Regions from separate parts of the Homo sapiens genome. Here regions 1, 2, 3, 5 and 6 are each linked to region 4. The links are chromatin loops, found by intact Hi-C in ENCODE. Cell type or tissue: mammary epithelial cell. All regions are shown on one strand.

Region 1 (5,000 bases), 150 kb after region 4:
CCCAGAGCTTCCACTCACATTTCAATGGCCAAAGCAACTCACATGGTGACATCTGAGCTCAACAGGACAGGTTATTGTGATCTTTCCACATGAAGAGGAACCAGGTATCAGTGAGCAGTCTACTAGAGCCGGCAGTCTCTCAGACATGTCCACTGTGATTAAGAGACATAAACACTCCCATTGGCCAGTAAGAGCTGATCTTCTGGTTATCGTGCACCTGGCTCCAGACCAAGGTAGGGCATAACATGGCACTGGCAATGCTATTTCCTTCTGATTTGTATGCCCATCTTTCACTTAAAATTGAGGTGGAATTAAGAGGACACAGTGGCTGGGTGTGGTGGCTCATGTCTGTAATCCCAGCACTTTGGGTGGCCGAGGCAGGCGGATCATGAGGTCAGGAGACCGAGACCATCCTGGATAACACGGTGAAACCCCGTCTCCACTAAAAATACAAAAACAAAATTAGCCGGGTGTGGTGGTTGGTGCCTATAGTCCCAGCTACTCAGGAGGCTGAGGCGGGAGAATGGCGTGAACCCGGGAGGCGGAGCTTTCAGTGAGCCGAGATCGCACCACTGCACTCCAGCCTGGGCAACAGAGCCAGACTCCGTCTCAAAAAAAAAGAAGAGAGAGAGAGAGAGAACACAGTTACGGTTCTTCTAACACTGTGACAACGAGCCCAGCACTTGCATTATTAACAAGAATGTTTTTAGTAGATTCTCCTAATTAGCTCTGGGATCACATCAGGTTTTCTTTATTGGCTTTTAACCGGGTTTCATATTTCCAGTCTGAGGTTTGGGAGTGCCCATTGACTAAATTATATAGCCTGTGCAAAATTTGTTTTAACTTCAAACCTAGAAAATGCAGGTCAACATCCTGGGTTTTTGTTGTTGTTTTTGTTTATCAATAAAAGTTCTGCCAGGACTATATAAGATGTCTAAGCCTTATGAAGGCAATAGCCAGGATTTTTCCCGTTACAAACCATGATCATTGGACATATTGCCAAGCACTGTAATCCAGAATGAAGTTTGGATACAGCACGGAAAAAAAAAGTGGAAATTCATAGTTGAAATCAGGCACATCATTTAGAAGTAGCCAGGGGTCACTAAAAGAAGTAATGCTGGCTGGTCGCAGTGGCTCACGCCTGTAATCCCAACACTTTGGGAGGCCAAGGCGGGCGGATCACGAGGTCAGGAGATCGAGACCATCCTGGCTAACACGGTGAAACCCCGTCTCTATTAAAAATACAAAAAAGTAGCCGGGCATGGTGGCAGGCGCCTGTTGTCCCAGCTACTCGGGAGGCTGAGGCAGGAGAATGGTGTGAACCAGGAAGGCAGAGCTTGCAGTGAGCTGAGATCCCGCCACTGCACTCCAGCCTGGGGGACAGAGCGAGACTCCATCTCAAAAAAAAAGAAATAATGCTTGTGGAAAGTAAAGATTTAACTTAAACTGATTGACATTATGACTCAAAGTATTTAGTATGGTATTTCTCTCCATTGTTGTAATTAGGTACAACAATTCCCATTAGTTACCAAAAGACTGTCTAAACTACAAAGTTGGTCTAAGAGCTCAGCAGCTTTTAGAAAGACTCTTGATTAGAAAAAAAAAAAAAAATGCTGGTTCTTGGTCCTGTGTTCTAGGCTCTATACCCATTACTTTGAAGGACCCCAAACAGTAGATCACATCACAATAGATCCATAATAATTAGAGACGTATCTTGCAAATTCCATAATGTGTTTCCCACATTCTTCTTTCTCTGTGGTTTGTCTGGGTTTACCTTGGGAACAAAGCTTCACTCTTAGTAACTGTCCCTCACACAAACCTTTTCTGTCATAGTCCATTCCTTGCCTCTGCTTCTGCCCCTGCCCCTATCCCTGCTGCAATGATCTCAAGGATTTGAGGAGACGAAGAGTTTTCCTTTCTACAATTCCATCACTTACTACTTTCTTCAGTTCTGTCCTCTCCTAGGTCATGGAGAAGCATATTATTGAATGTCACAGAGAAGGGTCATTCTCTCAGGATCCTAAAGATGTCACCAGTAACAAACGTTTTATTCCAGTAGATATGTGATCTCACATAGAAAGTCTAAAAAGCATTCTCCTCACCATATGTCGCTAGAATTTAATGACCAAAACAGGACCATCTGTGCTTTTTATCACCTGTTCCTGCTGGAAATCTACAAGGTTGGGAAACTCAAACATGATCTCCCCAACTCTTTTTGGGGAAGGGCACTATTGAAAGATCCAGGTCTTTTCTAGTAGCCTAGAGACTTCTGGAGCCATGAGGGATACTGTGGAAACCCTTGAATTGACTGGGTCCAGTTCATTGTAAAGAGAAAATTCTGTGCATGACACAATTGGATGCACGCTTTCTCAAAACTGACCCTAGCTGTTGCAGTTCCTCCATGGAGATAGGAAATTGATAGAAGTTTTCTGGGCGGCAACCCACTGCCCTGTGCTTCATTTGGTTCTCTCCGTCCCTAACCTATTTCCTACTGTTTATCCACACAGTTACAGCTCTATCTGGTGCAGTTCTTTGTTCACTTTTGGTTTTTCTCATGACGGGAATCTGGCTTTGACCTGGCATTTCAGTACCAGGGACTGATTCAGTCACTGGGAGAATGACTTGAATATTCATAGTCGACTCTGGCAGTCACTGTCTGGCCATGGGGAGATTGTTGAAGAGTAAGCAATACTGCCGCCTTGTGGAAGACAATAGTTATATTCTTTGTGGCAGAAATGGCAACAAAGAAAAGTAACCTCTGCTTTTTTTTTTTTTTTTTTCTTTTTTTTGGAGAGGCAGTCTCACTCTTGTCCACCAGGCTGGAGTGCAATGGCACTATCTCGACTCACTGCAACCTCTACCTCCCAGGTTCAAGCAATTCTCCTGCCTCAGCCTCCCGAGTAGCTGGGATTACAGGCAACTGCCACCACGCCCAGCTAATTTTTGTATTTTGGGTAGAGACGGGGTTTCACCATGTTGGCCAGGCTGGTCTCGAACTCGTGACCTCAGGTGATCCACCCGCGTCAGCCTCCCAAAGTGCTGGGATTACAGGCATGAGCCACCGCGCCTGGCCTTAACCTGTGCTTTTCTACTTTGTACTTTTTTGAATTGTTTGAATTTTGCCATTTGCATGAATGACTCTTATTTTAAAATAAATTTAGCCCGTTAGAAAATTAATTAAATTAAATTTCAAAAAGTGAAAAAAAATCTAGGATATTTTAATATATCCTAAAAAATATTCTATTGTTTAAGTCATTTAAAGTTTGCCCTGGCTCCACCTCTAACTATCTCTGTAAGTTTAACCATTTGAATTTTTTTCTTCATTAGTAAAATGTGGGAGGTGAATTTGATGACACTTAAATTACAATTAATGCTCTATATTGTCCCATTAAACTTTTCCCAACCTTCTTTTGTCAGGTATAGTAATCAATGTGTATGTGACTCACATAATAGAAAAATGAAAACCTTTTAGTAATGAGGTTAAATCAAAACAGGGTTATTCTAACCTGATAGTTCTTAAACATAGCTGCACATTAGAATCCATCTGGGGAGCTTTAAAAATTCCACTTTCTGATCCTCACCCCAGACCAATTATATTAGACTCTCTGGGGGTGGGTCTCGGCAATAGGCATCTTTTAAAAGCTTCTCAAATGATTCCAAAGTGCAACTAAGATTGAGAATTACTGCCAGTTAAATTATTGCCTGACCTAAAAAACATCTCCTTTACAGAGCCTAAAATTCCACTACAAAATCATTGTCACTGGGGTTAATGACTGTCCTTTCTCAACTGTAAATATGCGTAAAGATTAAATTAACCAAATGCTTTGATTCAAATTAGCTTAGTAAGAGCACTTGCTTCCTAACGCCTAGCTAAGTTGAGCCTTTTGAAGAGGTTGAAAGTTTAAACAGAGTTAGAAATGGCCGAGTGTGGTGGCTCATACCTGTAATTCCAGCACTTTAGGAGGCCAAGGTGGGCGAATCACTTGAGGTCAGGAGTTTGAGACAAGCCTGGCCAACATGGTGAAACCCTGTATCTACCAAAAATACAAAAAAATTAGCCAGATCTGGTGATGTGCACCTGTAGTCCCAGCTACTGAGGAGTCTGAGGAAGGAGAATTGCTTGAACCTGGGAGATGGAGGTTGCAGAAGGCCGAGGTCGTGCCATTACACTCCAGCCTGGGCAACAAGAGCAAAATTCTGCCTCAAAAACAAAAAACAGAGTTAGAAAAAAAGACACCTCATTTTGGAGTACACTGTGTCATGAAATACTTTCAGAGAAATAAGTTCTGAATAGACTGCAAAAAGGAAAGCAACAAGCAATTAGAAACCATCATGTGGACACCAGGAATGTGAATACAGAAGAGGATGAACCTGAACACAAAGGGGCAGGAAGGTGAACCAAAGACTAATTGCAACTACTTCAAGTTTGTCTAAAAATGTTCCTTAGTCCAATTCATAATGTAAACATTCCTAATAATATCAAGTCTTTAAGGTTGTATGGAGAAGGCGTCTAGATATGTAGAGTATCTTAGTATTTTTTCTATGTATTATTTAATTGATTAAACATTTACTGTACTTACTTGTTATTTTATGTAACATATTTAATCCTTACAGCCTCATGAAGTAAACAGTATTATCTCCATTTTATAGATAAGAAAACCGAGTAGGTTTGAAGGAAATGGGATCAACTTTGCTTTGTCACACTGAAAAGAAACTTAATCATGTCTCTATTTGGTATCTGAAAGAAGAGGTGTGTGTGTGTGTGTGTGTGTGTGTGTGTGTGTGCACGCATGTGTATCTCACAGCTGTCCTGAATAATTATGCTTCATAACTAGCTATTTTCCTTAAATATCTGCTCATCTGTTCTTTCCTTTTCTTTTTTGAGATGGAGTTTCACTCTTGTTGCTCAGGCTGGAGTGCAATGGCACGATCTTGGCTCACTGCAACCTCCGTCTCCTGGGTTCAAGCGATTCTCCTGCCTCAGCCTCCTGAGTAGCTGG
Region 2 (5,000 bases), 65 kb after region 4:
AATATGACTACTTTCAGGAGCTCTTCTACCATCCCCTCAACATCATTCTTCCTTTAAACTGAAGATGATAGGAATCAGAAGGAATTAAGACTGAATTTTTAAGATTTGAACAAGGATAGAAATAGGGAAATTAAAGGAGCTAAAAAAAAGAAAAAGAAAAAAAAACAACACAGAATGATGTGGTACGAAGTCCCTAAGCATGAGTGGGGAGAGAAGGCATATATAATGAGTTACTTTTGGAGAAGGTAGGCAGTGTTAACCAAACAGCAGCTAGGAGTACAACATTAGTGGAGGTCTGAAGCTCTTTACACAGTCAACAGCACTGGGCATAAAACATTTCCACATTATAAAATCTCAGGCAAGTCCTACTTTGAAAGAGATAATACAAAAACTGAGACTACAGGCTAACCTTAATCCAAATAGCCCTTAAGGATCAATGTCAATTATATTGGAAACATGTACAGAAAGCTCTTATGATTCCCCAATCTAAAATGAAAAAAAAAATCCCTTGCTTACATGCTATTTTTTAAAGTCAATTCAAGAAACTCCATCTAGTAAAAAATAATTTTGTCTCTAAAGCCAAAACCCAACTTTTGTATACTTAGTAAACATTTCATAAACCTAAAACCTGACCATTTTGATTATAAGTCAGATTCTAGAATTGCAAGAAGCATTGTCCCAAAAATGTAATAAGCAAAGGAATCACAGACTTTATCCCAGGGCTATGGAACTGTAACAACTTTGTCCTGTTTCTGAAGAATCCAGTGAGGAGTGATGGCAATTCCTCTGATTATGTCTTTATCCTGTCATCTATATCTCAGAGGCACTTTTTTTTTAATTTAAAATAAACAAAAAGTTAAAGTAATCCTTAGAGGTTCTCTGCAGTCCCCAGATATTAGAACTCAGTTTCTGCTTCAATATCCCATTAACTCCAAACTAGGAAAGACAGCTTAAAGTCATTTCCAAGGGCATCAAGAGATACTGTAGGATAGGCTTTTAGAGTGAAGCTTCTAACAGCCGTCCACATCACAAAAATGACCTAACTAGAGCCCAAAACAGAAGGAAGAGCCTTTTCCTCTCCAATTTTCACAGTCATTTTGTTTCTTCCAACAGAAAAGTCATTCTAGATGCTTTCACTTGCAGCAGTTCCTCAGGTTAGTAACTAGGACCCTTCCCATGATTGACTTCTGGCAAGGAACAAATGAGCCCCAGGCAAAGCACATGGGTCAGCAAACTTTTATAACCACTGTTTCCCAGAGAACATCAGCTTGGGGAAGGCCAACCAAGGACCTCAATGTCCACATTTACAATGTCAACTCTCCCTAACTCAGTGTCCTCTTCCTTCTCTTAAAAGATGCTGGGATGGTTTGCACCTTGCTTGGTGATTCCTGTGGTCAATGGCGCTCCCTCCAGGTGGGCTGCACTAATACTATAACCACCCTCTCCCCTCTAAACCCATCATGCTTCAGCAGGTTGCTAACACTCGTCACCATTATCACATCTATTACCCTGTGCAAGGTGAGGACCATGAGAGACTGACATCCCCGCCAATCCTTGGAGGCAAGAGGATTCGCCCACTAGTCTGGGACAGCTCTGCCTCGCCTTCATGGCCTTTTTCCCCACGGTGGCAAAGTCTATTAGATTCCTTCCCCAGGACCCTGATGGCATTCCTTTCCAACTCTTTTTCCAAAGATTACACTTCAGTTCTACTATTCCAGGGAACTTCCAAGTGAGACACCTGGCTCACTAGTAAAGCTTAGTTTTAGGTGACCCTGAATAACTAATAAGAAAAAGGATAAATCTATTGCAGTCCAGGCAAAGTGAACCTTCTTCAAAGTTCTAAAAAATGACTCTGGAGCAAGTCTTTCCATAATATGTTATTATCTACTAGAACTATAAAACCTGTTTAAGAATTTGTATGCTTAGCACTTCAGAAGGTACATATTTCTTCCAAACTTGAATAGTTACAAATTACAGGGCAGCACCTGTTTACAGTTGTATGGAACAAATGGAAAAAAGTAAGAGGGAGAAAGCATAGCATCTCTTGTGGAACTTTCATTCATTAGAACTTCAAAGCACAAAATGCATAGATTTACAGATTTACTTACAACCTTGACTCTGGCAAGCAGAAGCCAGCTTAGCATAAACTAGTTGGTGTTTACATTAAAAGAAATTATTATTTATATACTAGTAATTTCACAGTAATAGCAGTAGCAAAAAATAAGTAAATAAATAAATAATTTGTTTTCTTTGACACAGATGACCTCTACTGACCAAAGGATGAATCCAAGCCAGGATTTAGCCTTATAGTTATCCAAACTTTATCTCAAAGGCTATCTAGCCTAACAGTTTCTAATCCTTCAATTGCATTTATAAAATCTCCAAATCTTACTGTGCTGCCAAGGTTAGTGCTATCCACTTTCATTCAAATGAGTATCAAAAAAGTAATTCTTTAGACATTTCTCCAAAGAAGATCTACAAATAGCCAATAAGTACATGAAAATATGCTCAACATTACTAATCATTAGGAAAATGCAAATAAAAAATACAATGAAATACTACCTCACACCCACTAAGATGTCTATTATCAAAAAAACAAAAAATAACAAGTGTTGGTGAGGATATGGAGAAAATGGAACCCCTATAAACGGTAGGAATGTAAAATGATACAGCCACTGTGGAAAACAATACGGCAATTCCTAAAAAAAAAATCAAAATATAATTACTATATGATCCAAAGATTCTACTCTGGGTGTATACTCAAAACAACTGGGTCTCAGAGAGATATCTGTATACCCATGTTCATAAGCAGCATTATACACAATAGCTAAAACATGAAAGCAACCCATGTCAATCAACAGATGAATGAATATGCAAAGTGTGGGATATACATACAATGGAATATTATTCAGCCTTTAAAAGGAAGGAAATTCTGACGTATGCTCTAATATAGATGAACCTTGAAAACATTAGGCTAAGTTAAATAAGCCAGTCACAAAAAGAGAAATACTGAATAAATCCACCTATATAAGGTACTTACACTAGTTAAAATCATAGAGACAGACAGTAGAACGGTGGTTGCCAGAGTGTGGTGGGAGAATAAAATGGAGAAGTATTGTATAATGCAGTGGTCCCCAACATTTTTGACACCAGGGACTGGTTTCATGGAAGTCAATTTTTCCACAGGTGGGCGGGAGATGGTTTTGGGATGATTCAAGTGCTTTACATTTATTGTGCACTTTATTTCTATTATTATTACATTGTAATATATAATGAAATAATTACACAACTCACCATATGTAGAAGCAGTAGGAGCCCTGAGGTTTTTTTCATACAACTAGATGGTCCCATCTGGGGGTAATGGGAGACAGTGACACATCATCAGGCATTACATTCTCATAAGGAGTGCGCAGCCTAGATCCCTTGCATGGGCAGTTCACAAAAGGGTTCACGCTCCTTTGAGAATCTAATGCCACCGCTGATCTGACAGGAGGCGGAGCTCAGGCGGTAACGTGAACGATGGGGAGTGGCTGTAAACACAGATGAAGCATCACTTGCTCGTCCACCACTCACCTCTTGCCGTGTGGCCTGGTTCCTAACAGGCCATAGATCAGCACCAGTCCATGGCCCGTGGGTTGGGGGACCTCTGATGTAATGGGTATAGAGATTCAGTTTTACAAGATGAGAAGAGTTACTGGGGACAGATAGTGATGATGGTAGTACATTATGAATGTGTGTGTGTGTATTTATTTAGAGAAAGAAACTCACTCTGTCATCCAGGCTGGGGTGCAGTGGCATGATCTCTGCTCACTGCATCCTCGACTTCCTGGACTCAAGTGATCTTCCCACCTCAGCCTCCCAAGTAGTTGGGACTACAGACATGTGCTATCACACCCAGCTAATTTTTCTATTTTTCGTAGAGACAGGGTTTTGCTACATTTCCCAGGCTGGTCTCAAACTGCTGGACTCAAGCGATCCTCCAGCCTCAGCCTCCCAAAGTGCTGGACTTACAGGCATGAACCATCATGCCTGGACATCATGAATGTATGTATGTATGTATGTATGTATGTATTTATTTTTTTGAGACAGAGTCTCGCCCTGTTGCCCAGGCTGGAGTACAGTGACACAATCTTGGCTCACTGCAACCTCCGTCTCCCGGGTTCAAGCAATTCTCCTGCCTCAGCCTTGCCTCCCGAGTAGCTGGGACTACAAGTGCTTGCCACCATGCCTGGCTAATTTTTGTACTTTTAGTAGAGATGGGGTTTCACCACGTTAGCCGGGATGGTCTCAAACTCCTGACCTTGTGATCCGCCCATCTTGGCCTCCCAAAGTGCTGGGATTACAGGCATGAGCCATCATGCCCAGCCACATGAATGTATTTAATACCACTGAACTTAAAAATGATGACACTTAAAAATGATTAGGCAGGAGAATCCCTTGAACCAGGGAGTCGGAGATTGCAGTGAGCTGAGATCGCGCCACTGCACTCCAGCCTGGCGACACTGCGAGACTCCGTCTCAAAAAAAAAAATCAAAACAAAACAAAAAAATGATTAAAATGGCAAATTTTATATGTATTTTAGTACTATAAAAAACTGAAAAGGCCGGGCACGGTGGCTCACATCTGTAATCCCAGCACTTTGGGAGGCCGAGGCAGGCAGATCACAAGGTCAGGAGATCGAGACCATCCTGGCTAACACGGTGAAACCCCGTGTCTACTAAAAATACAAAAAATTAGCCAGGCGTGGTGGCAGGTGCTTGTAGTCCCAGCTACTTGGGAGGCTGAGGCAGGAGAATGGCATGAACCTGGGAGGCAGAGCTTTCAGTGAGCTGAGATCGCACCACTGCACTCCAAGCCTGGGCAACAGAGTGAGAATCTGTCTCAAAAAAAAAAAAAAAAAAACTGAAAAAAGATAGAATTCTTAACTATGTCTGTGAGGAATCTTTAAAACTACTTATTTAAAAAGAAAAAATAAAGAAAGAAAAGATGCTAAATAGAAC
Region 3 (5,000 bases), 130 kb after region 4:
ATATACTCAAATGGTGAAGATATCAACTCAATGTATTCTCATACCCCAGCAAAACAAAAAAAGCAAAAAAAAACTGGACATGGCACAATGATACAATAGGAACAAAAAGTAGTATTCCACTCATTCAGCAAGGAAATAATACAGAGCATCTCTCTATCATATTCAACTACAAAAATCCTTTCACTTGATGGCTAGCATCTTTATGACTGCTTAGTCTGTATTTAAGTAGCCTTAAAAAGAGATTTTGTGCTCTTTCTCTACCCTCATGGATCTTTGGCAGCAGTCAGCACTTATGCCCAGAGCTGGTTTCGAGGGGAGGGAGAAAAGGGAAAGTGAGGAGAAGGCTGAACTGAGCACGGAGTCAGCAGAGACCAGCTGCTCTCATACACTACCCAGTGTCTTTCTCACACACCGCTATTTTCCGCGATTGAGCACTGTCAGCAAAAATAAATAAATAAGGAGGCGGGGGGCAAGAAGACACTGAGGGTAGGACCCAGGCCGACAGTTTTTGTCTGTCACATCTGAGCCAGAAGCCTCCTCCTGTTTTCCTGCTGCAAAGGCAAAGGATCAGGTGAGACCCCTCTGGGTCCAGCTCAATTAGCTTCTCCACAAAGAGCAGCTTCCGGCGATGAGCGCAGGATCCTCCTGGCTGATGAACTAAACACGGGAGCATTGTCAATGTTTTCAATCTCTGACTTTTTCATAAGGGAGGAGAGAGGGCTGTGACTGCATTCCCGGGAAAGACTACTACTCCTGACGTGCACACAGCAGTAGCGAAGGAACATGAGCAAGAGGTTGTAAAAATCCCTTCAAAAATACCAGGTTCTGAAAGAAATGCTGTTGAGCATTACCGTATTGTTGGCGTTTTTCCTAAGTCGCCGATTCTTCCTGGCCACTTCCAAGCCCCAAATCGCTGGGACTTGTTGCTAAATCTTTACCTCACGTCCCCTAGAACCGCCCAACACAATAAAATTTGGGGATCAAAAGGCGGGAGGGGGCCTAAATCTCTAAAACCCAGAGGACTGGGCTTCCTTCAATAGGCCACTCCGCATGGGCTGCGCGTTCAGTTCTACCTTCTGAAAGCTCTGACTCACAAATGGTGGGGGGAGGAATTATGACATAAACCATTATCCTTCCAACCCAAGAAAGATAAGAAAAGCCAGCCATACGTCCTTGCCCGGGCAGAGAGCCAAAGCCTGCGCCCCCGACGGGGCGGCCGGGCTAGGAGCCTACCGCCCTACCCGCCTCCCTCCGGGCGCCCCGGAAAGGTGCACCTTACTCGGGCGGGCTCGAGGAACCAGGACGGGGCGCCCTCACCCAGGGAGAGCAGGGTAGGACTTAGGGGTGTGGGACGCGGAGACTCGCCCCGCGGCGGCGGTGACACACCGGGTGCCAGGGCTCCGGCAGGGGCTCCGGTGAAGACGCCCTGCACTAGGGCGGTCCGCCGCAACCAGGAACGGACAAAGCACGGCGCTGGGGCTGGGGCGACCCCTGGGCGGCGGCCGCCGCCGGCCAAGTTGACCAGACTTGGGGGACAAGGGGGTCCCGCGGGCGGGGCGGGGCGGCGCGGCGCTGACCTGGATGGTGCAGGTGTACTCGCTGTCGTCCAGCAGCCGCACGGTGCAGCTGTACTCGCGCTCCAGGCTCCTGCTGCTGCCGCTCATCAACCTGCTCAGCATCTTCCCGCCCGCCCGCCCGGGAGCGACGCGGCGGCGCTGCGGACCCTGGACCAGGCGTCCCTCAGCCCGGCAGCTCCGCACCGACCCCAGGCACCTGCACCATCACCCCGGCCCCGTCGCTGCCGTTGCCTCCTGCTGGCCTCGTTCCTCCTCCTTATCCTCCTCCTTCCCTCAGCCGCCACCGCCTCCCCCCAGCCCAGATCAAGCGCCGGGCTCTGTCTCCTCGGCGCCCCAGTGCCCGTGCCCAGCTCGCGGGGCGGGGCCTCAACTGGAGGGGGCCAATGGGGGTCAGCGCGGCGGAACCGAGTGGCAGACCGAAAAGCCAATCGAGATAGAGTACTGGGATGATGGGCGGGATAAAGAAGCAATCACAGAAAAGCAGTCGGACCTAGTCAAGCCGGAGCAGCCCTCTAGCGTCCCAAACGAGGGGTTCCTCTCCGCCCCGTGGTTCCTATGGATGCTGTTTCCCCTCCCCCGGGCCAGGTGTGAGCACCCAACTGGATTGATGTCTGCCGCCTGAAATACACTTGATCTGCGTTTCCGAAGCCAAGCCTCGCACCCTGCAACACCGCGGTTCCCGCCCTCTTGGGAGCCGGAGCGAGGAGGCGGCAGGGTGCTGGATCACAGTCCCTGCACCTGCAGAATGCGGATACCTCTCGCTCCAGATAGGGCGACTGCCCCCGACCTGTGCTGTACCCTAAGTTGGCCCGTCTGGCCTCTGTGCTCCAGCCCTCTTATTTTGGGAAACAGGAGCTACTTAAATAAAAGCTAAAGGGACCTCAGAGGTTCTGAAGTACCCAGGTTTAATCCCCTAAAAAACCCTCCACTCTAACACCCTTTGCCTCCTTTTTATTTCAGAAGACAAAAGGAGACTGCTCCTTCAGCTGGTAGGGAGCAGAGGAAGCAATGAATCTTCTCCTTGCACTTTTAGAACTGGAAATTATGTCTTCAGACTTTCTCAATAGAACAACATAGTATGTCAGGAGGTATACATCACAAAGAATTGTCTCCTTCTCTTTGTCACCCCAAATTTACAGACTTCAAGGTTTTTTACCAGAACTTCAATAAGAGATATTCTCCCTCAAAGATTTTTGATGTGAGGAAATGTTATAAAATAATTATGTCGGCCGGGCGCAGTGGCTCAAGCCTGTAATCCCAGCACTTTGGGAGGCCGAGGCGGGCGGATCACCTGATGTCAGGAGTTCGAAACCAGCCTGACCAACATGGTGAATCCCCGTCTCTACTAAAAATACAAAAAAATTAGCCGTGCATGGTAGCACGCACCTGTAATCCCAGCTACTCGGGAGGCTGAGGCAGGAGAATCGCTTGAACCCAGGAGGCAGAGGTTGCAGTGAACCAAGATCACGGCCATTGCACTCCAGCCTGGGGGACAAGAGCAAGCCACCGTCTCAAAAAAAAAAAATAATCGTGTCAACATAGAACATTAATGCTGTAATAAATATATTAATTTAAAATAATGAAATAGGCATAATTTCCTATTACTTTCATTTGCACTGTTCTTGTTTATAGGTATAATGTGTAACAAAAATGAAACTCTACATTAGCCTAGAAAACTATCCCGCCTTTAAAGTATGCTTCTTCCCTAGTGTCTTTGGATTCCAATATTTTCCCCAATTTTTTTTTTTTTTTTTGCATGGGGAGATTCATTCTCTTTCATTCTCTCTCTCTCTCTCTCTTTCTCTCTCTCTCTCTCTCTCTCTTCCTCCCCCTCTCCCTCCCCCTTTTTCTTTCTATCACCTTAGTAACCTGGACTGCTCTTAATTGGTTGCATTCTCCTTTGTGGCATTTAATAGCCATAGGAGCAGGATTCTCTTTTCAATGCAATTTGGATGGAGTTAGTTATGAGTCTAGAACTAGTAAGTCAAGTGTTCCAGGCATAAAACCAGGCATGCGCTCCACTACTTTGTAGCTTCAGCAGGTAGTCTGATGCCTGAAACATAATAGGTATTCAATAAGTGTTGAACTGAATACAAAAATTAGCCGGGTGTGGTGGCATGCGCCCGTGGTCCCAGCTACTGGGGAGGCTGAGGCAGGAGAATCGCTGGAACCCGGGAGGTAGAGATTGCAGTGAGCTGAGATTGTGCCACTGCACTCCAGCCTGGGCAACAGAGCAAGACTCGGTCTAAAAAAAAAAAAATTGATGAACTGAAGTAAATGGAATTGACAGGTGTTCTACAGCACTTAAATCCCAGAGGAAGAAGACCTGTGAAGAAACTCAAAATTTCAGGAAGATCTTGGAGACAAGTAAAATTATTAATATGCCAAAGTGATATTCTACAAAGCTCAGCTTTGTTATGTAGCTGTAAGAAGATAATGAAATATTTCAGGCTGGGCGCAGTGGCTCACACCTGTAATCCCAGTACTTTAGGAGGCCGAGGTGGGTGGATCACGAGGTCAGGAGTTCAAGACCAGCCTGGCCATCATGGTGAAACCCTGTCTCTACTGAAAATACAAAAATGAGCCGGGCATGGTGGCATGTGTCTGTAGTCTCAGCTACTCAGGAGGCTGAGGCAGGAGATTTGCTTGAACCTGGGAGGCGAAGGTTGCAGTGAGCTGAGATTGGCCACTGCACTCCAGCCTGGGAGACAGCGAGACTCCATCTCAAAAAAAAAAAAAAAAAAAAGAAAGAAAGGAAAAAAAATTCAAACTGAAAGAGCTTTTGTTGAAGGCAAAAGTTACTGTTTGTTATAGAATCAACAAGAGCAAGAAAAAATGTCCAAGCTAGAGGAAGTCCATAAGTGTGATGGTAGGAAAGTGTTTTTAACAGGTTATCCAAATAAGCAGCTGTTAGAATGAAAAGGCAAAGCACTATGAATCCAGAAAAGCTCTAAGGAACTGAATGCAGTCTTTTTTCGAAGTATGGCCATAGTTGCAATCAACAGAGGTGAGACTGTATTTCCTATGTCAATGTGTTAAGTAGAATCCTTGCTCAGTCTGAGAAAATCATGTCTGAGGCTGGGTGCAGTGGCTCATGCCTATAATCCCAACATTTGGGAAGCCAAGGCAGGCAGATCGCTTGAGCTCAGGATTTCAAGACCCACCTAGGCAACATGGTGAAACCCCATAGCTACAATAATAATAATAATAATAATACAAAGATTAGCTGGGTGTGGTGGCACACACCTGTAGTCCCAGCTGCTGGGGAGGCTGAGGTGGGAGGATTGCTTGAGCCTAGGGGGAGGGGAAGGTTGCTGTGAGCCAAGATCACACCACTGCACTCCAGCCTGGGCAACAGAGCCAGATCCTGTCTCAAAAAAAAAAAAAAAAAGGAATTAAAAAAAATCACATCTGCTTAGATGC
Region 4 (5,000 bases):
TCAAATTTATTAGCATAAATTTATTCATGTATTTATGTATTTTAATATAAAACAGTCTAAAGTCCACCAATGTATAAAACAATTTTTCAAATAAATATTTTGAAAATTAGGCTTTCTGCTCCTCCCGTTTGACAACAGCATCTTCTTGTGCAGGGCCAGCTGCACCCCTGGGACACCATGGTGAAGGTGAAGGCCAGGGTAAATGAATTTAGTTGTACTGGTCACCTGGTCACCAGGGCTGCTTTTAACTCTGGCAAAGTGGATATTGTTGCCATCAATGATCCCTTTGTTGACCTCAACTACATGGTCTACATGTTCTAGTATGATTCCACCCATAGCAAGTTCCACAGCATCATCAAGCCTGAGAATGGGAAACTTGTCATCAATGGAAATGCCATCATCATCTTCCAAGAGAGAGATCCCACCAAAATCAAATGGGGTGATGCTGGCACTAATTACATCATGGAGTCCACTGGTGTCTTCACTACCATGAAGAAGGCTGGGACTCATTTAGACGGGGGAACCAAAAAGGTCATCATCTCTGCCCCCTCTGTCGACGTCCCCATGTTTGTAATGGGTGTGAACCATGAGAAGTACAAAAACGGCCTCAAGATTGTCAGTAATGCCTCCTGTACCACCAATTGCTCAGTTCCCCTGGCCAAGGTCATCCATGACAATTCTGGCATCATGGAAGAATTCATGACCACAGTCCATGCCATCACGGACACCCAGAAGACTGTGGATGGCCCCTCTGGGAAACTATGGCACAATGGCTGTGGAATTTTCCAGAACATCATGCTTGCATCTACTGGCACTGACAAGGCTGTGGGTAAGGTCATCCCTGAGCTGAACAGGAAGGTCACTGGCATGATCTTCCATGTCTCCCACCACCACTGTGTCTGTCAGTCATGGATCTGATCTGCTATCTAGAGAAACCTGGCAAATATAATGACATCAAGAAGGTAGTGAAACAGGCTACGTGCAGTAAAACTCATGCCTGTAATTCTAGCACTTTGGGAAGACGAGGTGGGTGGATCAGCTGAGGTCAGGAGTTCAAGACCAGCCTGACCAACATTGAGAAACCCCGTCCCTACTAAAAATACAAAATTAGCTGGGCGTGGTGGCGCATGCCTGTAATCCAGGTACTCTGGAGGCTGAGGCAGGAGAATTGCTTGAACTCGGGATGCGGAGGGTGTGATGAGCCGAGATCTCGTCATTGCACTCCATCTTGGGCGACAAGAGTGAACTCTGTCTCAAAAAAACAAAACAAAACAAAACACATTGCCTCTACCTCCCCCTTTAGAGGAGCTTAGAAAAAATAAAAGTGAAAAAATCCTACTGAAATAATATCAGAAAGCACACTGTAGTCTTATATTACCTCCATTTCAAATCCAACTTTCAGAAAAGGAAGAAAACTATTTTGGGTAACCAAATAACAAGTCCCTTTTAAGTCCCAGAATTTAAAGATCACTGAAAAATGAAAATTATGTCTTGTACTCAAGATGCTCTGGAAATTATTTTTGAATTCCCACACCATTATCATTAATGGACACCAGCTGTGGGCTCACAGTATCATGGGTATATTACACAATAAAAACATAGACAGGATGTCACTGCACATATGCCATGCACACAGCTTGGTTCTAACTAGCATCACTGAGAATAGACATTTATTAAAGAAGATAGTGTAGCGGTTAAGAGCACAGGCTCTGGAGTCAGACCACCTGGGTTCCAATCTTGGCTCAGCCACCTATGCAATGTGTGACCTTGGGCAAATTATTTAAGTCCCATTTCTTCCTTTGAAATAACTCACAAAGTTGCTATGAGAATTAAACGAAATAATGAATATACAGTACTTAGTATAGTGTCTACCCCTTAGTAAGCACTCAATAAATATTAAGGATTATCACTATTGGTACTACTGAATAATTATAATGGTAAAGAGGTCCTGGTAGGACTAGGGTTTACAAAAATATATGGCACAGTTTCTCAGCTTTCAAGAACTTACAATTTAGAAATCAATTCAAAAAGCCCAAAAGGAAGGGGTAATGAAGGAAGGAAAAATAATGAAGAGTATCATTTTCCTATTAAGACCTGAAAGTTAATAAAACAAAATCACTTTAAGTCACCCAACCCAAACAGGTAAATATTTAATCGATTTAGTGTCATTTGAACACTCAACAGAGTTAATAACACTATGCATATGATGGAGGTTGAGTACGATCTAGTACACAGGTTGACTTAGACAGTTTAATATAAAAGTTTGGGACTGGGTTTATCCTTGAGAATATATTGATTTTGGTCATGATATTGATTTCATGACCCACCCATCCTTAAAGAGCCAGCTGAGAGACTGCTACCACCTACCAACCAGCTAACAGTAGTCAATAAGCATATAAACTGACCTACATTTTGTAAGAAATATTTTTAACTTTAAAGGTCAACTTATATGCAGTGCTTTAGAGTTTACAAAGTTCCTGCACTCATTACTTTTTATCTCCATAATTGGGAGATGAACATGACATCCTTCACAACAATTCTAGGGCCTTCATTCAAAACAGATGATACAGTTTGTCAGATAAGGTGACTTTATATCATTTTACTCAACCAGTTCCACTTTTTTTTTACTCTTAATGTTTTGAGATTAAAGAGTAAATATGCTATGCACTGATTGTTTTTCAAAAACAAAACTGACATTCAGAAAAATGAGGTTTTCAACTCCAGGTGCTCTGATTTGCTGTAAAGCTAAAGCATAAATTACCTTCTCAGTTTCACCTCCCACTGTCTACCCCATGTTTTCTGCTTTATCTTTTCAAGATTTTTCTCCACAGATGTAGGTGTCCAGGTTCTTGTTTTCAATTTAAATCAAAATAATTCAAGAAATACTCAATTCAATAAATCAATTCAAGAAATACCTACTAGCTCTACTAGCTCTGGGTGGCTGCTGGAGAGGTCCACAGATAGGTAAGTCTCTGCCTTCACAGAATTCACAATCTACTTTCAAAAGCTATAATACGAGGTCAAATAGTAAGGGCCACACAGTCGTTTACGATGTGATAGGGATTCAAAGATTGGAGAGCGCCCTCTGGTGGAAGGGGAAGAGATGATCAACAGAGACTTCAAGGCATTTAAATTTTACACAGAATTTCCATAGGAAGAACTGAAGGAAGACAGGCATTCTGGGGAAAAGGCATTACGCAGGAAACTAGTGGCAAGGGGGTGTTCACGGAAAAATGAGTTGTTCAGATCTATCAGAGTTGAGAGAACATGTTATGAAGGGCTTTGAATATTAGGCTGGGAGGTCCTATAGATAACTCGATATTAAATGAGTCATCAAAGTTTTTAGGCAGGAGAGTTAGGTGATAAGAACTTTACTTTGGGAAGATTCATCTGATAGAAAGTGTGTAAGAAGAGTCCAAGGGGAGACTTTGGAGTTGGAGGCCACTGAGAGGGTTACTACAATATTTTAGACGAAGTGAAACTGCTCTTTCAAGATTAAAAGTAAAGGGAAGGAGTCAGAGAGGTTGGTAGCTTAAAGGAAAAATAAAATTGGGCAAAGCTCCCCCTCAGTTCTTTTCCTTAAAGGGGCAACAAAGACCTGAGATTGTATGAAGGCAGAAAAGAAAGATTAGTAGAGAACAAAATATTATTGATGCTAGTGGGGAGAAAAAGATCAATCACTGAATTAAAGTCCAAGAAGAAGAGGGATGGAATGGACCAGGTGGAGGTATTCATTTTGAAAAGGAAAATTCCCGTAATTCAAAAGAAAGAGAGTATAAAAGGGAAAAGAGTGAAAATACATGGAAACTTATTGAGACAGAGGAAGTTGAAGAATTTATGGCAAATAATCTCAACTTTCTCAGAGAATAGGAGGCAAGCTCATTTGCATGGAGAACTGGGGAGAGACTAGGTATGTGCCATGAATTAGGTGTACTTAGAAAAGACATTGAGAGGGATATAATCATGAGCAAAAAAGTACTGGTTAAAATATTGCTTAGACACCAAAGTAAATGCAACCAAATAAAAAATAGTTAAAATGGTCATATTCAAAATGTAAAGACTTTTGTGCTTCAGAGGACACTGACTTAATCAGTGTTAGGCTGCTATAACAAAATACCATAGACTGAGTAGTTTATAAACAGTATAATTTATTGCTTACAGTTCTGGAAGCTAGAAGTCCAAGATCAAGGCACCAGCAGATTTGGTGTCTGGTGAGGGCCTGTTCCTCATGGATCATGCCGTGTTGCTGCATCCTCAGAGGGTGGAGGGCAGAGACAAGCCCCTTGAGCCTCTTTTATAGGCATACTAATCCCATTCATGATGGTGGAGCCCTCATGACCTAATCACGCCTAAAGGCCCCAACTCTTAATACTACAGCATTGGGGATTATTTCCAATATATAAATTTGAGGGAAATATCAACATTCAGACCATAGCAGACACTACCAAAAAAGTGAAAACACAACCCACAGAATGAGAGAAAATATTTGCAAATTTGATATCTGATAATCATCTGGCACCCAGAATATACAAAGAACTCTTAAAACTCAGCAATGAAAAACCAAATAATGCAATTTAAAAATAGGCAAAGATTGAAACAGATATTTCTTCAAGTAAATACAAATGGCCAATAAGCACATGTAAAGATGCTCAACATCATTTATCATTAAAGAAATGCAAATCAAAAACACAGTGAACTATTCCTTACCTACCAGGATGGTCATAGTAAAAAACACAAATGGACATAATAAAAAATAACAAGTGTTGCTAAGAGTGCAAAGAAACTGGAACTCTCACATATTGCTGGTGGTAATATAAAATGGTTCAGCCATTTTGGGAAACAGTTTGGCAGTTTCTCAAACAGTTAAATATAGAGTTACCATATAACCCAGCAATTAATTTCATTCCTATATACCCAAGAGAAATGAAAACATATAGCCACACAAACTTGCGCACAAATGTTCATAGCAGCATTATACATGATAGCCAAAAAGTGGAAGC
Region 5 (5,000 bases), 160 kb before region 4:
ATTAGGATGGGCCCTAATCCAATATGACTGGTGTCTTTGGAGAAATCTGGACAGAGACATGTACAGAGGGAAGAAAGCGTGAAGACACAGGCAGATGACAGCCATCCACAGGCCAAGGAGAGGGGCCTGGAAAGGATCCTTCTCTCAAAGCCCACAGGAAGAACCAACCCTGCTGACACCTTATCTCAGATCTCCAGCCTCCAGAACTGTGAGACAATAGACTTCTGTTCTTTAAGCCACCCAGTCTGTGATACTTGTTACAGAAACCCTAGGAACTAATATACTATTCTTTTAATTTTTGCTTGAAGCTTAGTATCCCCTCTCCAGTTAGGAAGAAAAGGTTGATGTCTTCCTGTTCCTGGCTGATACTGCTTCCTTCAGATCAGCTTGCCAGTTGGTTTTACTGGTGATACTGGACCCTCTCCAGTAATGGAAAGAGAGAGGCAGAAATGTGGAGAAACTGAGGTAGAGACCAGGAGTGTCAAAGCAACAGGGACAGGAGGTAACGTGAAGGGCCACAGCCACAGAGAGAGACTGGAAGGGGCCATGGGTCTGCACAGGCCTCGGCAGTGACTGGCTGCCCCCGCTCATCTCCAAAATGCCAGATGTGCATGAGTAATTACAGAGGTTTTCTCTGGGCAGCCTCCCCGGCTGGTTCTCGTCTATCCCTCACAGGCGCATAATGGCATTAAATGTGACTCCACTGCAGTTCCGTGCAGTGACTTATGCCACTGCAGTCAATAAAACCCACTCTCGGAAAGAAACTAGATTACAGGTCAGGAAAGGGTGGGCAGGCACTGAGCCGCCTCTGATCGTTCTCTGTGGGGGGCCTTCCATATCCCTCCTCTCTTCATTTCTACCAAATTACCCATTGCGGGGCCCTAGCTTTGGATTTGTTATTTAGATTGACTTTGCCTCGGTTCCTCTGACATTGATGTGGCACCACAAAATTATGTAGCATGTGATCCAGAGGAGTTTTCAAAGCAGGCATTTTCTCTGATATCTCACTGAAAGTGCCAGCCATGTAAACGTTGAAGGGGGCCTCTGAGCGCAGGCATGGGGGCTCTTGCTCCTGATGCCTTCTAGAGGAGGAAAGGTCATGCAGTCTCCAACCAGGGGGTCTTACCTTACATGGGTGAGGATCCACTCCATATGTTTCCAATGTCTGTGCTTTTCTTAAGAAGTTCAGCTCTGATGTTGCTGGTGTTTGACCACTGGAATAAAGAAGATGAGATGATTTCAAGGTGTCTTGTTCCCACAGGTTCCCCTGAGGTAAACTCTCTATGAAGATGTGCTTAGGATGAGCCACACATCTCAGTTTGTCTAGGGTGTGCTCCCTGCTTGGTTCTAGGACCAACTTCGAGACTCCTGCTAGAGTCTCTGACTGTCTTCAAACGTTTTCAGAGTGAGGCAGGCTACATAATGAATTACTTGGGCTGAGTGTAAACAATGGGGAGTGGTGGGGACTGTGGCAGCACCATCTTAACTCTGAGATTCCCATCACTGAGAATGCAGGGCCCACTACTTGGGAGGCTGAGGTGGGAGGTGGGAGGATTGCTTGAGCCCAGGAGTGCGAGGTTTCAGTGAGCTATGGTCACAGCCCTACACTCCACCCTGAGTGACAGAATGAGACCCTGTCTCAAAAAAAAAAAAAAAAGAATGCAAGGCTTAGCTAGATATTGTGATTTTAAAAGAAAAGTCAGAGATACTGATTTTTATGTGGTATTTCACAATTTAAAATACTATGGGGTAAAACAAAATACATCTGTAGGCTGGAAGCAGGTCATAGGCTTCTCATATGTGATCTGTTCTAGACTGAAATATAAAGAAGGGGCTCATATAGCTTGCTGGTGCCACCCAGCCCTCTTCCTTTGCCAAAAGGAAACACAGGAAATTAGGGTGAGGAGAGGCAGGAGACAGTGCTGAGCTCCCATGCTCCACAACAGCTGTCTGTCCATAGGGTGATGACCAGGAAAATGAAAGATGCTGAAAAAGGCAGAGATCAGCTCCGGCTCCAGGCCATCTGAAGGGGCCTTTGGCATCACCCCTTCCCACTGCCTCTTTAGCAGGTGTGTTGATGGGCTCATTGCAGACCCAGTGGCAGAATAACCATCAGGCTCTTGCCTGGGTCCAGAGCCCTGCAAAGCAGATATACTTCTACAGATACAGGTTTGGCTTCAGTGAGGAGGGGTGGGCAGCTTGTGAAGTCAACATCTCTGATGGCTGGTGGACAGGACTGCACGTTGCTCGTTTCTAAGCTTATCATTTGCCTCAGGTGATATGGCCAGGCAGGAAGATAAGCTGACCCCAGGCCAGATTCCCCCTAGTGTCCCTCTGGAGAGGCATTAGTCAGGCAGCACCTTTATGTGCCAGCCTCTGTGCTACTTGCTGGAAAATATATGAAGAAACACAGTATACAGTCTGTGCTCTCAAAAGCCCATATCACAGTTGCATAAAGGAAGCATGGATGTATTTTTACATTATGAAGACGAGGCAGGACCTATGGAAAAAGTACCTGTGGAAGGGGGTATTGCTGTGAATAAAGACTTCTGCATCCACTAGTGTACCTGAGGCACAGGGAAGGTAAGTTAGGAAAATATCTGTGTGGCAAGCAAAGGGCTGGCTAGAGCACAGCTTCCCTTTCCAGGGAGTGTCCTCTGTCTGCAGGGGGAGTGGGCCCTGTGGGCTCCATTTACCCTTGGAGTTGGCCCAAACCTCCAGGGTCCTCAAAGCGGGCATCATTTCCTGGGGGATCCCCTGCTTTGAACTAGGTTTCTGGAGGGCTGTCCCTACTATTCTGATGTCTCCTAAAGCCCTCCAGGCAGTTCCAGCACATCCCTGATCTCTTTGAAGGAACCATGAGGCCCCTGCCCCCAACACCACAGGCCCGTGTTTATTCTGATTTTTACCACAAGGGGTCGCTATTCCCTAACAGAGTGACTTGAGGAGCCATGGGGTCCTGCACCTGGGAAGGCACACCGAGGGAGAGGGGCGGGAAGCATCTAAGATTCCATTTGTTCGGTGTCGCCATTCCGCTGGGAGGGTCAGGAACCCCTCCTGCCACAAGGCATGGGCAGAGGGGTCTGTTTACAAAGGCTAAGGAGGCTTTGGGTTATATTTGTTGGTAAAATCATTGAGTGAAGGGTTTCTGGGGGGCCTGTGGTCGGGGAAGGAACAAGTTGAAGCTTAGTATTAGCATTAGAAATATCCAGCTCTGCTCCCTGTTGCCAGGCATAGTCTTTCCTCGGAACAGTAGATACACAAACCTTTTAAAATATTTTTTTAAAGCTGTAATGTATTATAATGACAACATAACTTTTTTTTATTTTTAATTTTTTGAGACAGGGTCTCGCTCTGTGGCCCAGGCTGGCATGGAGTGGTGCAATTCCAGCTCACTGCAACCTCCACCTCCCAGGTTCAAGTAATTCTCATGCCTCAGACTCCTGAGTAGCTGGGATACAAGCGTGTGCCACCACATCTGGCTTTTTTATTTATTTACTTTCATTTTTAGTAGAGACAGGGTTTTCGCCATGTTGCCCAGGCTGGTCTCGAACTTCTGACCTCAGGTGATCTGCCCTCCTCCGCCTCCCAAAGTGCTGGGATTACAGGTGTGAGCCACTGCGCTTGGCCAACACTGCATTCTATATCCTTTTTCCTCATAGTTTGTCAGTTTGGGGAATCTGTGCCGTAACCAAATGGAGCCCAAACACCCTATTGTTGCTTTTTAAAATCAGGCTTTGTAGAAAATCCTACTTCATGTGGGTGAAAAGCTGCATTAATGCTGTTTTATGGTATTCAGCATATTCTGGGCAAAGTAAGAGAAGCTGAGAAAGATGAGGCTCCAAACTTGAAGCCACGTCTCCTCCACTTCTCTCTGTGCAAAGTCGGGGACTCCAGGTAGGGTATGGGGGGGGCCTGAGTCAGGCGGGGCTGAGGACATACTTCTGAACCAGAGTGCTCCCAAGGCACCCTCAGCATTTATGAATCAGCCCTGCGCACTCCATCCTCCACTGAGAAGCCACCTGTCACACTGTCACAGACTAAGAGCAGAAGCCTGCCCTTTTTCACATCCTCACTCAACCTCTCCTTTTTTTTTTTTTTTTTTTGAGATGGAGTCTCGCTCTGTCACCCAGGCTAGAGTGCAATGGCGCAACCTCAGCTCACTGCAACCTCTGCCTCCTGGGTTCAAGCGATTCTCCCGCCTCAGCCTCCGGAGTAGTTGGGATTACAGGCACCTGCCATCATGCCTGGCTAATTTTTGTATTTTTAGTAGAGATGGGTTTTCACCATGTTGGCCAGGCTGGTCTTGAACTCCTGGCCTCACGTGATCCACCTGCCTCGACCTCCCAAAGTGCTGGGATTACAGCCGTAAGCCACCGCGCCTGGCCTTTTTCTTTCATCTTTTTTATCTTATGCAATTTCCTTTATCTTTTCCTTTTCCCCAGTTCATGCTTTCCTCTGTATCTTCATTAAATATCATAGTGAGGCAGATGCCTTTCAAAGGCCAATCCCTCTCTGTTTCCCCTATAACACAACTTCTCCCTTGTCTTTAAGCTTCAGGCTAAATCGCTTTTCTTGGAGAGGGAGCCTACAGGGCTTGTGGCTGTGACTTGTGCTGTCAGTGTATCACTGACAATGGTACATCCGCGGTCAGGAAGGCTGGGGAGCATCACTCTGTGTCAGTAAACAGTCTGCGAGAACAGAGGACACGGCGTGGAGCCTGCGTGCTCAGGCTGTGGAGAAGCCACAATGTTCTGGGCCTGATTAAGTGCCACGTACCTCAGTTCCGTCTTGTGAATCTCAGCAATTTTCCTTTCCAGCTTCTCTGAATGTTTAGGGAAAAACTGGAACTTGGAGCTGTAGCCTTCAGGGTGTTTCCCTGAGTCATAATCCCCAATCTCCGCTTTCAAAAGGAAGGTGGAAGAAAACAATTGTGGAGACAGGTAAATCATCATTGACAAAGCAACAAGAGATTAGCACACAGAGCAAAAGCCAAAATA
Region 6 (5,000 bases), 130 kb before region 4:
GGCAAGTAAAATGGCTTTGCTTCCAGGAAGATCGCTAACTGGGTCCTTGCCATTGGAAAGGGAATTAAAAGCTCAATGCTGGAAAAAACTAATAATTACATTTGCTTAATTATATTGATGTGAACCTCATAGCCAAGTTATTTTTAGGAAATTGATGCTAAAAAATACTGCCATGCTCTTGGGGTCATGTGGAGCAGGATTTAGGATGTTTTTAACTTTTGGAAATTATCAAATGCCTTTCTATAGGAAAGTGTTACATTTCTAAGATTTTTCTCTTTACAGTTTTTCTGATGCTTTGCCTGTCTTTCTAAAATACATCCTGACACCTAGACAAAATGGCATAGGATCATTGGGCTTCAGATCAATGGGTGATAAATGATAACATAGAATTGGCTGCCAGCCTTATCATTTGTCACAGGTCAGATTCCTTAGAAAATAAACTCCGGGACAGAGTTTAGCATGAAGGATGTTTATTAAGAAGTGCTCTTCGGCCAGGCGTGGAGGCTCATGCCTGTAATCCCAGCACTTTGGGAGGTGGATCACTTGAAGCCGGGAGTTCAAGACCAGCCTGGCTAACATGGCAAAACCCTGTCTCTACTAAAAATAAAGAAATTAGCTGGGCGTGATGGTACGTGCCTGTAATTCCAGCTACTAGGGAGGCTGAGGCAGGAGAATCGCTTGAACTTGGGAGGCTGAGGTTGCAGTGAGCCAAGATCGCGCCACTGCACTCTGCACTCCAGCCTGGGTGACAGAGTGAGACACTGTCTCAAAAAAAAAAAAAAAAAAAGTGCTCCTGGGAACAACATCCATGGAAAAGAGGGGGAGAAAGCTGGAGTGAGCAGAGGGAGAAGCTGAGCTGCCACGTGGGCCTAGTGTTGACTTGGTTGGACCATGGGGAGATCTGGAGCCAGAGGGGCCCTTTAGAGTTGTTTCAAGTTTAGCCAAGATAGCCAAGTCTTTTATAAGCTTGTCTCAAGCGGTAACTGAATGTTGACCACTGCCAACAGGACCCCTAGTGGGGACCTGGGTGGAGTATTAGCCTCCATCACACCACTCTTGACAGAAACCCCAAATCATAACTACCATTTCTTAAGAGCCTACCATGTGCAGGCTGGGAGCGGTGGCTCATACCTGTAATCCCAGCACTTTGGGAGGCCATCCTGGCTAACACGGTGAAACTCTGTCTCTACTAAAAACACAAAAAATTAGCCGGGTGCGGTGGCGGGCGCTTGTAGTCCCAGCTACTCGGGAGGCTGAGGCAGGAGAATGGTGTCAACCCAGAAGGCAGAGCTTGCAGTGAGCCGAGATCGCGCCACTGGCAATCTGGCCTGGGCGAAAGAGCGAGACTCCGTCTCAAAAAAAAAAAAAAAAAAAAGCCTACCATGTGCAAAGCATTCTACAAACATTATCTCTAATGCTAACAACAATCTCACAAGGAAAGTTTCTATTAACCCCATTTTATAAAGAGAAACAAAGGCTCAGTGAGGTTAAATGACATGCCTAAGACAACACAACTAGTATATGGGACTCAAATCCACGCTGCCTTGCTCCAAAGCTCACATTCTTTCCAAACGCTAGACTCTTATTTTTTGATTTTCTCATATAGCTGCTGCAGAAGCAACCTACAGCTCCATCCTTCTATGCAGCTTTGGGTTGCCTTTATAGTCCTCTGACTATATTTATAAATTGGTAGCTATGCACATATATACAGCCCATTGCTTGAATTCTTTTCTGAACTCTTTGGATTCCTTAGACCTGGGCACTATTGGCCTGCTTCAACCAGAACACCACTCCTGTTGAAAACAGTATAGAGGCTGGGCTTCTCCAAGAAGGTACACAAAGAGGGAAAGCCTCAAAATTTAACAGAAACCAGTAACTTAGCCAACAATATTTGAAGATTATGAAGCAAAAAATGAGCAGCATTTAAAGCCAGATTTCTTTTTAGATTTTTTTTTCTTAATGACACCATGCTCATCCTTAATAGATTAATTAATTTATTTTTGGAGACAGAGTCTCACCCTGTCACCCAGGCTGGAGTGCAGTGGCACGATCTTGACTCAGTGCAACCTCCGCCTCCTAGGTTGAAGGAATTCTCCAACCTCAGCCTCCCGAGTAGCTGGGATTACAAGCATGCACCACCACATCCGGCTAATTTTTTTTTTTTTTGTATTTTTAGTAGAGATGGAGTTTCCCCATGTTGGCCTGGCAGGTCTCGAACCCCTGACCTCAGGTGATCCGCCTGCCTCGGCCTCCCAAAGTGCTAGGATTACAGGTGTGTGAGCCACTGTGCCCAGCCAATAGATTTATTTTTTGATCAGAACATTTCTGAATTTCTATATCCTGGAGATTAAATATCAGTGGATAACCAATCCCAAATCCCCCAGATGGGGGAGCTGATGAGGCAGGTGCCAGGGATAACATGAAAGGTTATATACAACCTCTCTATATTCCCCAAAGGCTGTTATTAATCTTGTTCTTCCTTTCCACACTCCAGATCTCCCTAATCTTCAGCATGACATGCATGTGCCAAAAGAAGTCATCAGTTCAAGACAAGAAAAGCTGCTGCCTCAGTAAAAAGATGCACCATTGACAAGTTCATTTGGCTCTGTGGGTTTTTCTCCCCAGGTAGAGTGTCTTATAGTTGTTCTCTGGGGTGCTCTTTTTTATTAATTAATGTATATATTTATTTTTATCTTTTTGAGATAGGTTCTCACTCTGTCACCCAGGCTGGAGTGTCGTGGCACAATCATGGCTCCCTGTAGCCTTGAACTCCTGAGCTCAATTGATCCTCCTACCTCAGCCCCCTGGGTAGCTGTGACTACAGGTATGTGCCAACAGGCCCAGCTAATGTTGGTTTGTTTTTTTGTAGAGACGGGTTTTCAGCATGTTGCCTAGGCTGGTCTCAAACTCCTGGGCGCAAGTGATCCACTTACCTCAGCCTCCCAAAGTGCTGGGATTACAGGTGTGAGCCACTGTGCCAGGCTGGGGTGCTCTTTTTCATTTGTCAGAGATGCTTAGAAAAGCACCAGGCGCGGTGGCTCATGTGCTCCCAGCGCTTTGGGAGGCAAGGCAGGCGGATCACCTTAGGTCAGGAGTTTGGGACCAGCCTGGCCAACAGGGTGAAACCCTGTGTCTACTAAAAATACAAAAATTAGCCAGGCTTGGTAGCGGGTGCCTGTAATCCCAGCCACCTGTGGGGCTGCGGAGAGACAATCACTTGAACCTGGGAGGCAGAGGTTGCGGTGAACCCAGATGGAGCCACTGCACTCCGGAGCCTGGGCGACAGGGCAAAACTCTGTCTCAAAACAAACAACAACAACGACAAAAGATGCTTTAAAAAGTGCGTGGCATCAGACTGTGCAAGATGCAGTCAATGAACAGTTTCTGGGGCAGCCTCCTCAGTGCATTCAAGTCATCCCTGCACTCCAAGAAAGTAATGGGGCCCTATTTCTTGTGCCCATTCTTCCCGCCCAGGGAGACTCTAGAGATGAGAAATGATAGAATGATTCCCTTGACTATCCATTAATTAGAAAGTGAACCTTATTTTTGGGAAGGGGAGATTATCTCCCAAATTACAATGGGATGATAGCTGTTATAAGAGAGGTATGTACAAGGTACAGGGGTAGTTTGGTGGGAGTGAGACCATCATGTCTAGAGCATGTTCTAGGAATTTCAAATAACTGCCTTGGTACAAGGACGTCGGTTGCAGATCAATATGGAGAGGTAAACAAATGCCACATGGTGAAGGGCTGTGTATACCATGCTAAGAACTAGTCGGGAAATCACTGTAACAATACAGGTGAGCTATAATAGGCAATAAGATAAGGGCAGTGAGGATAAAAATTAAATCAATATTTAGGTGGCAGAATAAATAGTATTTAAGTGACCAATTTGAAGAGGGGCGTGAATGAGAATTAGGAATGGAGGATAATTAGCAAGGAGGCTGGGAGAACAGGTTGAAAAGCTATCTTTAAATCGAGTATTATCACAATGACTTTGGTGAATGGGTCATTAATATTTTCAGGGCTCTGACTACTGAATTAATTAAGGAAATAATTAAGATTTCTTAGATCAGCCATTGCATTGATTTCTTTTTAGAGCACACTGTTTTGGCAAACCCTATGTTTTAAAAAAATGTTTGTTAGAATACATTATCTTCTTGTAGGTACCAAGGTTGAAGTCAATTATCAAAGCATAGAAATCATGTTTGGGCCAGGCAGAGTGGCTTACACCTGTAATCTCAGCACTTTGGGAGGCCAAGAAGCGGATTGCTTGAGCCCAGCAGTTGGAGACCAGCCTGAGCAACATGGTGAAACCCCATCTCTACAAAAAATACAAAAAATTAGCCAGGTGTGGTAACGTGTGCCTGTAGTCCCAGCTACCCAGGAGGCTGAGGTGGGAGGATCGCTGTGTTGCCCACGTTGGGGTGTAGTGACTGATCATAGCTTACTGCAGCCACAAACTCCTGGGCTTATGTGATCCTGCCACCCAGCCTCTTGAGTAGCTAGCACTACAGGTGGGTGTGTGCCACCATGCCTGGCTACTTGTACATTTCTTTAAAGCAAGTTTTAGATGCTCTTTTCTGAGCTTCCATAGCATTCTGGACATAACCCTGTCAATATGTTGTATCTGCTTCTCAATATGTTGTAATTATCTGTAAGTTATCATGGAGAGCTGGGTGGGTGGAATAGGGACTTTGTCTTACTCCTTCTGGTATGCCCACTTCTTGAAATATGGTGGGCACTTAAAAAATAAATCTTGACAGCATAAAAGCTGCAAAAATAAAAGTAGTAAATTATGTCTAGCAAATACCATTCTAAGTGCTTTTTTCAGACTGGCCAGCAGAACTGAAACTAATTCTGCACAGAAAACTAAGGGCGGGGGGGCGTTGCTCCTGTGAGCTCAGCTGCACCTAAACACTAACTTTGAGTTGTATACTGGTGATCATTTTCATAAGAAAGTGGGTCAATTCCAGACATGAAATACATCTGAAGACGTAG

Evidence for each region. Hi-C counts contacts between places; a loop is a spot of excess contacts. Peaks named below come from ENCODE experiments on the same cell type or tissue, not always from the same donor. Only the 100,000 strongest peaks of a DNase experiment are listed, where the experiment ranks them.
Region 1: a loop joins it to region 4, with 8 times the contacts of the local background. A loop is called at or near these places in 13 of 110 quality-filtered maps.
Region 2: a loop joins it to region 4, with 6 times the contacts of the local background. A loop is called at or near these places in 3 of 110 quality-filtered maps.
Region 3: a loop joins it to region 4, with 5 times the contacts of the local background. A loop is called at or near these places in 5 of 110 quality-filtered maps.
Region 5: a loop joins it to region 4, with 13 times the contacts of the local background. A loop is called at or near these places in 83 of 110 quality-filtered maps.
Region 6: it touches region 4 in a loop (18-fold over the local background); 11 of 110 quality-filtered maps call a loop at or near these places.

The regions. Positions count from the first base shown.
Region 1 is chr15:44,217,185-44,222,184 of GRCh38, forward strand. No RefSeq gene overlaps it. Among named protein-coding and RNA genes, the nearest start is that of FRMD5, 24 kb to the left of the region's middle. In mammary epithelial cell, a CTCF peak has its summit at 2,690 (motif pointing left); a DNase peak (open chromatin) is centred at 2,667.
Region 2 is chr15:44,128,694-44,133,693 of GRCh38, forward strand. All of the region lies in intron 1 of FRMD5 (FERM domain containing 5), which reads right to left. Among named protein-coding and RNA genes, the nearest start is that of FRMD5, 64 kb to the right of the region's middle. In mammary epithelial cell, a CTCF peak has its summit at 2,277; no DNase peak of the experiment used is centred here.
Region 3 is chr15:44,193,376-44,198,375 of GRCh38, forward strand. FRMD5 (FERM domain containing 5) reads right to left here and starts at 1,896. Exons shown (of 14, transcript NM_032892.5): 1 at 1,578-1,896. The coding sequence starts at 1,679. RefSeq lists silencers at 1,227-1,286, 1,397-1,446, 3,681-3,916 and enhancers at 1,780-2,281, 2,282-2,781, 2,297-2,396. In mammary epithelial cell, CTCF peaks have their summits at 1,293 and 2,101; DNase peaks (open chromatin) are centred at 1,236, 1,286 and 2,016; H3K4me3 peaks cover 2,446 bases; H3K27ac peaks cover 1,658 bases.
Region 4 is chr15:44,063,334-44,068,333 of GRCh38, forward strand. The region is part of intron 1 of FRMD5 (FERM domain containing 5); the gene reads right to left. It also overlaps the pseudogene GAPDHP55. Among named protein-coding and RNA genes, the nearest start is that of FRMD5, 130 kb to the right of the region's middle. RefSeq lists a silencer at 2,898-3,192. In mammary epithelial cell, a CTCF peak has its summit at 3,079 (motif pointing left); a DNase peak (open chromatin) is centred at 3,078; H3K27ac peaks cover 1,010 bases.
Region 5 is chr15:43,901,049-43,906,048 of GRCh38, forward strand. FRMD5 (FERM domain containing 5) reads right to left here. Exons shown (of 14, transcript NM_032892.5): 6 at 4,780-4,903; 7 at 1,127-1,214. Among named protein-coding and RNA genes, the nearest start is that of WDR76, 77 kb to the left of the region's middle. In mammary epithelial cell, a CTCF peak has its summit at 2,911 (motif pointing right); no DNase peak of the experiment used is centred here.
Region 6 is chr15:43,936,877-43,941,876 of GRCh38, forward strand. All of the region lies in intron 1 of FRMD5 (FERM domain containing 5), which reads right to left. Among named protein-coding and RNA genes, the nearest start is that of WDR76, 110 kb to the left of the region's middle. In mammary epithelial cell, a CTCF peak has its summit at 2,388; no DNase peak of the experiment used is centred here.